Regions from separate parts of the Homo sapiens genome. Here region 1 is linked to region 2. Evidence: chromatin loops called from intact Hi-C (ENCODE). Cell type or tissue: prostate gland. All regions are shown on one strand. Each heading gives the region's core, and the rest is flanking DNA. Links, peaks and the distances in the headings are about the cores only.

Evidence for each region. Hi-C counts contacts between places; a loop is a spot of excess contacts. Peaks named below come from ENCODE experiments on the same cell type or tissue, not always from the same donor. Only the 100,000 strongest peaks of a DNase experiment are listed, where the experiment ranks them.
Region 1: a loop joins it to region 2, with 4 times the contacts of the local background. A loop is called at or near these places in 21 of 110 quality-filtered maps.

The regions. Positions count from the first base shown.
Region 1 is chr18:12,270,246-12,273,158 of GRCh38, reverse strand. The region is part of intron 3 of CIDEA (cell death inducing DFFA like effector a); the gene reads right to left. Among named protein-coding and RNA genes, the nearest start is that of CIDEA, 17 kb to the right of the region's middle. RefSeq lists a silencer at 1,138-1,317. In prostate gland, for the core only: CTCF peaks have their summits at 1,057 (motif pointing right) and 1,259; DNase peaks (open chromatin) are centred at 1,098 and 1,338; H3K4me3 peaks cover 551 bases; H3K27ac peaks cover 794 bases.
Region 2 is chr18:12,370,790-12,373,702 of GRCh38, reverse strand. It overlaps AFG3L2 (AFG3 like matrix AAA peptidase subunit 2), which reads left to right. Exons shown (of 17, transcript NM_006796.3): 2 at 2,012-2,111; 3 at 2,777-2,854. Among named protein-coding and RNA genes, the nearest start is that of AFG3L2, 5.0 kb to the left of the region's middle. In prostate gland, for the core only: no CTCF peak of the experiment used is centred there; no DNase peak of the experiment used is centred there.

The sequences.
Region 1 (2,913 bases), core at 234-2,733, 100 kb after region 2:
CTTCTTTATTCCCCTGTCCCACCATACAGACAAACCCACCTGTGGTTCCAGTTGTAGCCTCTAATTCGGATCATACAGAATTTGTTTGAATAGATCTGGGGTATGTATGGATTAGGAATCTGTCAACTAAAAGCTCTCCCTCCTGTGACACTTTAAAAATATAAGAGAGCAAAGCTGCCCCAAGGTACAAATATCAGGCATTTGTCTTTGACTTGAATTTGTCTTTCAGGAAACATTTTGTGGCCAGGCACAGTGGCTCATGCCTGTAGTCTCAGCACTTTTGGAGGCTGGGGCAGGAGCACCCCTTGAACAGGGCAGGAGGTTGAGGCTGCAGTGAGCTATGATTGTGCTACTGCCCTCCAGACTGGATGACAGAGCAAGACCTTGTCAAAAAAAAAAGAAGGAAAAAGAAAATAAAATTTTGTGAGGTGGAATCTCGGGTGAGGTTGACTTCATCATCCTTTTCTAAGCGGTTGTAGCTCCCTCTTATTACTTTAAAAATCAAAGCTGAGGCCGGGCACAGTGGCTCACACCTGTAATCCCAGCACTTTGGGAGGCCAAGAGGAGCAGGTGACCTGAGGTCAGGAGTTTGAGACTAGCCTGGTCAACATGGCGAAACCCCGTCTCTACTAAAAATACAAAAATTAGCCGGGCATGGTGGTGCACACCTGTAATCCCAGCATTTTGGGAGGCCGAGACGAGCAGATGACCTGAGGTCAGGAGTTTGAGATCAGCCTGGCCAACATGGCGAAACCCTGTCTCTACTAAAAATACAAAAATTAGCCAGGCATGGTGGTGCACGCCTGTAATCCCAGCTACTCAGAAGGCTGAGGCAGGAGAAGCACTTGAACCTGGGAGGTAGAGGTTGCAGTGAGCCGAGATCGCGCCACTGCACTCCAGCCTGGGCGACAGAGTGAGGCTCCATCTCAAAACAAACGAACAAACAAAAAAACCCAACCAAACAACAACAACAACAACAACAACAACCCCCCCCCAACCCCCCCCCCCCACACACACACTCAAAGCTGAGGCTGAGGCCGTTTTCTCTCAGCGGCCTCTTGGGGGCGCCAGCGAGCCCTCAGCCGGGAAACGTGTTTGGAAAGCTCAGATCCTGGCATCAGAGAGGGCTTCTCCTCCCGTCCCGCGCCTCTTTTTCCGAGCCTCACATCCCTTTCTGACTTTTGAAAGTTTTAATTTTACTCTCCCTAAATGTCTCCAGTCTTGGTTAAAATTATGACGCCCTCCCGCCGCGGATCCGCTGGGGCCTCGCCGGGCGGGGGCTGCGGGGCCGCGCTCTTCCTGAGGGCGCTGGGACCGGGGAGCGAGACACCTGCTGGCGGCTTCCTGCTCCAGCGTTCTGGTCTCAGTCTAAACTGGTTTTGCCCAGAAAGGCCTACAGGTGGCTGGGATCCAGGGAGGTGGTTGCGCAGCCGAAACGGGGGCCGCGAGCCCCCTGGAGCGCGTGGCCGGCGGTGGCATCTACACCCGTGGCATCGACCGCCCCCACCACCCTGCCCTGCAACCAGGTTCCCAGCGCCCACCACCAACTCCTCCCTGTTAGCTGAGTGTCTCCTTTAGAAAAACAAACCCGCCTTTCCCATCTCCTACTGCTGCTGTAACAAACGACCAGAACCTCAGTGGCATGAAACCCACACACCAATGCTGTCCCACTGCCGAGGTCAGAGTCAAAGCCAGGGCGCAGGGCCGCCGTGGGGGCTGCGGGGCAGGCCCGGCCCCTCGCTTTTCCCGGCTTCTTGGGCGCCTGCCTTGGTGGGTACCCCACATCTCTCCTCCTCCTCTGCCTCTGGCCTTCATGCTCACCTGCCTCCCTCTCATAAGGACCCTTGTGAAGACTTCGGCCTCTACCCAGATGATCCAGGACAAACCCCACCCCAACCCCGCCCCAGTAACCTTCACTTAATCCCATCTGCCACGGCTGAGGATTAAGACAGGGGCGTCTGTCCGGCCGCCTGGGCTCACGCCTGTAATCCTAGCACGGTGGGAGGCCGAGGTGGGTGGATCGCCTGAGGTCAGGAGTTTGAGACCAGCCTGGCCAACATGGCGAAACCCCGTCTCTACTAATAATACAAAAATTAGCCGGGCGTGGTGGTGGGCGCCTGTAATCCCAGCTACTCGGGAGGCTGAGGCAGGAGAATTACTTGAACCCTGGAGGTGGAGGTTGCAGTGAGCCCAGATCACGCCATTGCACTCCCTCCTGGGCGACAAAAGCAAAACTGTCTCAAAAAAAAAAAAAAAAAAAAAAAGAAAAGAAAAAGAAAAAGAAAAGAAAACAAACAGAGGTGTCTGTGGTCTGTGGGGGCATTATTTTTGCTGTTACACTTTCCTCAAGCAAAAAGCCATGCAGACCAATATTTGCTTTAAATGATTTGTCTAATTCACCCCACAATTAATAGTCTCATCTACAGACATCTCCCCACCTGCTTTTTTTTTTTTTTTTTTTTTTTTTTTTGTGAGACGGAGTCTTGCTCTGTCGCCCAGGCTGGAGTGCATTGGTGCTATCTCAGCTCACTGCACCTCCAACTCCCAGGTTCGAACAATTATCTGCCTCAACCTCCCAAGTAGCTGGGATTACAGGTGCCTACCAGCATGCTTGTCTAATTTTTGTATTTTTAGTAAAGACGGGGTTTCACCCCGTGGGCCAGGCTGGTCTTGAACTCCTGACCTTGTGATCCACCCACCTTGGCCTCCCAAAGTGCTGGGATTACAGGTGTGAGCCACTGCGCCCAGCCCTCATCTACATTAAAGATTACATTTTATTCTAAATATTATGCTTTTATAATTGGTCTGTGGTTTCTTTCCCAGTCAGGAAAATTGTGAGGTTATATATATAATATATATGTATATGTATAATATATGTAGAAGTAAGGGACAGAAAGACGTAAAATGAAACCT
Region 2 (2,913 bases), core at 210-2,709:
ATAATTTGACCTAGCATGTGACCCTCACCATAAGCCCAGCACCCTGTTTCTCATACTTCCCCTCTTGCAGAACTGTGAGCTAAATAAACCTTTCTTTGTAAATTACCCAGCTTCAGGCACTCTGTTATAGCGGAACAGAAAGGACTAAGACTAAGACGTGGCAATATAAAGACCCCTTCATATTACCTCTGCACCACTCCTGTTCCCTGTACTCAGAGCTTTTGTTTGGTTACATTGTTATGCCATAGTGTAACTGATTTGTCCCATGATTTTCTTCCCTATGTTTCTGTGCTTCTTAGGGGTGGGAACTGGTTCTGATTCCCCTTCGGACACCCCACTGCTTGACAGCACCTGGCCTGGAGTTGTTGACTTGTCTAGCTTGAATAACATTTCATTTTAATCTACACCCTTAATGGATTTGGCACTGGAAAAAAACTCTTATGTTGCATTCTTATCTGTTATCAGTGGTTATTTCATAGGCCAAGTGTTCCTGTGGTTGGGCAGGGTGTAACACAACATAAGCTCCAAAGTCTCCCAGGCCAGTATTGCACTCAGACAAAAACAGTGTTGGTGTTCCTGTCCTGTTTTGCTGTGTGGAATTCTGTATTTATTTGAAGTTAAATCATCTCATTCTGTTTTATTTGTTTTTTATTGACATTTTAATTTACAAACCATTGTTCATCTTAAATGTACAGTTCATTGGTTTTTAACATATTCATAAAGTTATGCAACCATCATCACTGTCTCCAATTCCAGAACATTTTCAGCACTCCAGAAAGAAGCCCTGCGACCATTAGTAATCATTTCGCATTTCTCTGTAATCATTCCCCCAACTCTAGGCAACTACTAATGTGTCTATCTCTCTATGGATTTGCCTATTCTAGACATTTCGTATAAATGGAATCATAATATGTGACCTTTTGTGTCTGCCTTCTTTCACTTAATATGATGTTTTCAGAGTTCATCCACGTGTCAGTACTTCATTCCTTTGTTTGAGTGACTGGTATTCTCTTGTATGGGTATACCACATTTTATTTATCTGTTCATCATCAGGTGGTGAACGTTTGGCTTGTTCCTACTTTTTGACTGTTATGAATAAGGCTTCTGTGAACATTTGTGTGCATATTTTTCGTGGACATGTGTTTTCAGCTTCCTTGGGTAGGGATGGCATTGCTGGGTCATATGGTGACCCATAGAGTCATGTGGTACCATTTTGGAGCTCTGTCAAACTGTTTTCCAGAGTGGCTACACCATTTTACATTCTCACCAGCACAGTGTACAGGGCTCCAGTTTCTCACATCCTCACCCATACTTGTCTGTCTTTTTGATTATAGTGGATGTGAGGTGGTTTTATTTGGTTTTGTAATTTTTATAACTATTATTTTATTTTTATTTTTTTGAGACGGAGTCTCACTCCATCGCCCAGGCTGGAGTGCAGTGGCGTGATCTCGGCTCACTGCAACTTCTGCTGCCTGGGTTCAAGCAGTACTCCTGCCTCAGCCTCCCGAGTAGCTAGGATTACAGGCACCTGCCACTGTGCCTGGCTAATTTTTGTATTTTTAGTAGAGACGGGGTTTCACCATCTTGGCCAGGCTGGTCTTGAACTCCTGACCTCGTGATGCACCCACCTCGGCCTCCCAATGTACTGGGATTACAGGTGTGAGCCACTGCGCCTGGCCAGGGTTTGTCTTTTGAATGCTACAAATTAAACAAACATCATCAAAGTGAATGTGTTGTCACATAATTATAATTGGATTGCAATTCTACATTATGTCTGATTTTGAAATATTCTTGTTTTCTGGATAATAATGTGTGTCTCCTGGTTCTTTTGCTGGAATCAGTGGCCTAGTGCTAGGTAATCCTAGTCCTCACTAAGGGAGTCATTCTGTGTTACTTCATAACCACCTGTGGAAGAGAGAGACCTTTCATCTACTTTATGACCAGGAAATGAAGCTCTTTTAAGTTTTTTATCTTGATATAACTATGGTTTTATTTTTATGTCTTGTTGCAGCTTTACCGATTTGTTACAACTCAAGCAAGGGCCAGCAGAAATTCTCTTTTGACAGATATAATTGCTGCTTATCAAAGATTCTGTTCTCGACCCCCAAAAGGTAAATGCTTAGGTGTGGCTGTAGTGTTCTACATTCTTAGGTTGGGTCTTTTGTCTCCTTCTGTAACCCATTCCCCTGCCTCCAACTTATGTCTGATTACAGCGATGAAGATATGTCATCTTCAAATGTAACACATTTGTAGATAATGAAATTGATATGCAAAAAGGAGGCTTTTTCCTTTAACACTTCTGGGTTGTGAACTATATTATTTAGACTTTGATGTACTTGTACACAAGAAATGTTATGCTTTTAGCTTGTGCTTTTTTTTTTTTTTTTGGAGACTGAGTTTGGCTCTTGTCGCCCAGGTTGGAGTGCACTAGTGCGATCTTGGCGTACTGCAACCTCCGCCTTCTGGGTTCAAGCGATTCTCCTGCCTCAGCCTCCCGAGTAGCTGGGATTACAGGCACCTGCCACCACACCCAGCCAATTTTTTGTACTTTTAGTAGAGTCGGAGTTTCGCCATGTTGGGCAGGCTGGTCTCGAACTCCTGACCTCAGGTGATCTGCCCACCTCAGCCTCCCAAAGTGCTGGGATTACAGGCATGAGCCATTGCGCCTGGCCAGCTTGTGCTTTTCAGTGATGCATCAGCTGCTTTGAAAACAAAATGAACACAAACCTGATGAATTTTAGTTTGAAGATAAGTATTTTTTTTCTTTTTCTAACAGGATTTGAAAAATACTTTCCTAATGGAAAAAATGGAAAAAAAGCTAGTGAACCTAAAGAAGTTATGGGAGAGAAAAAAGGTACCTTTTGACAATATTATATTTGAATTTTGTGTTTTCCCCTCATGTATAATGGTGGT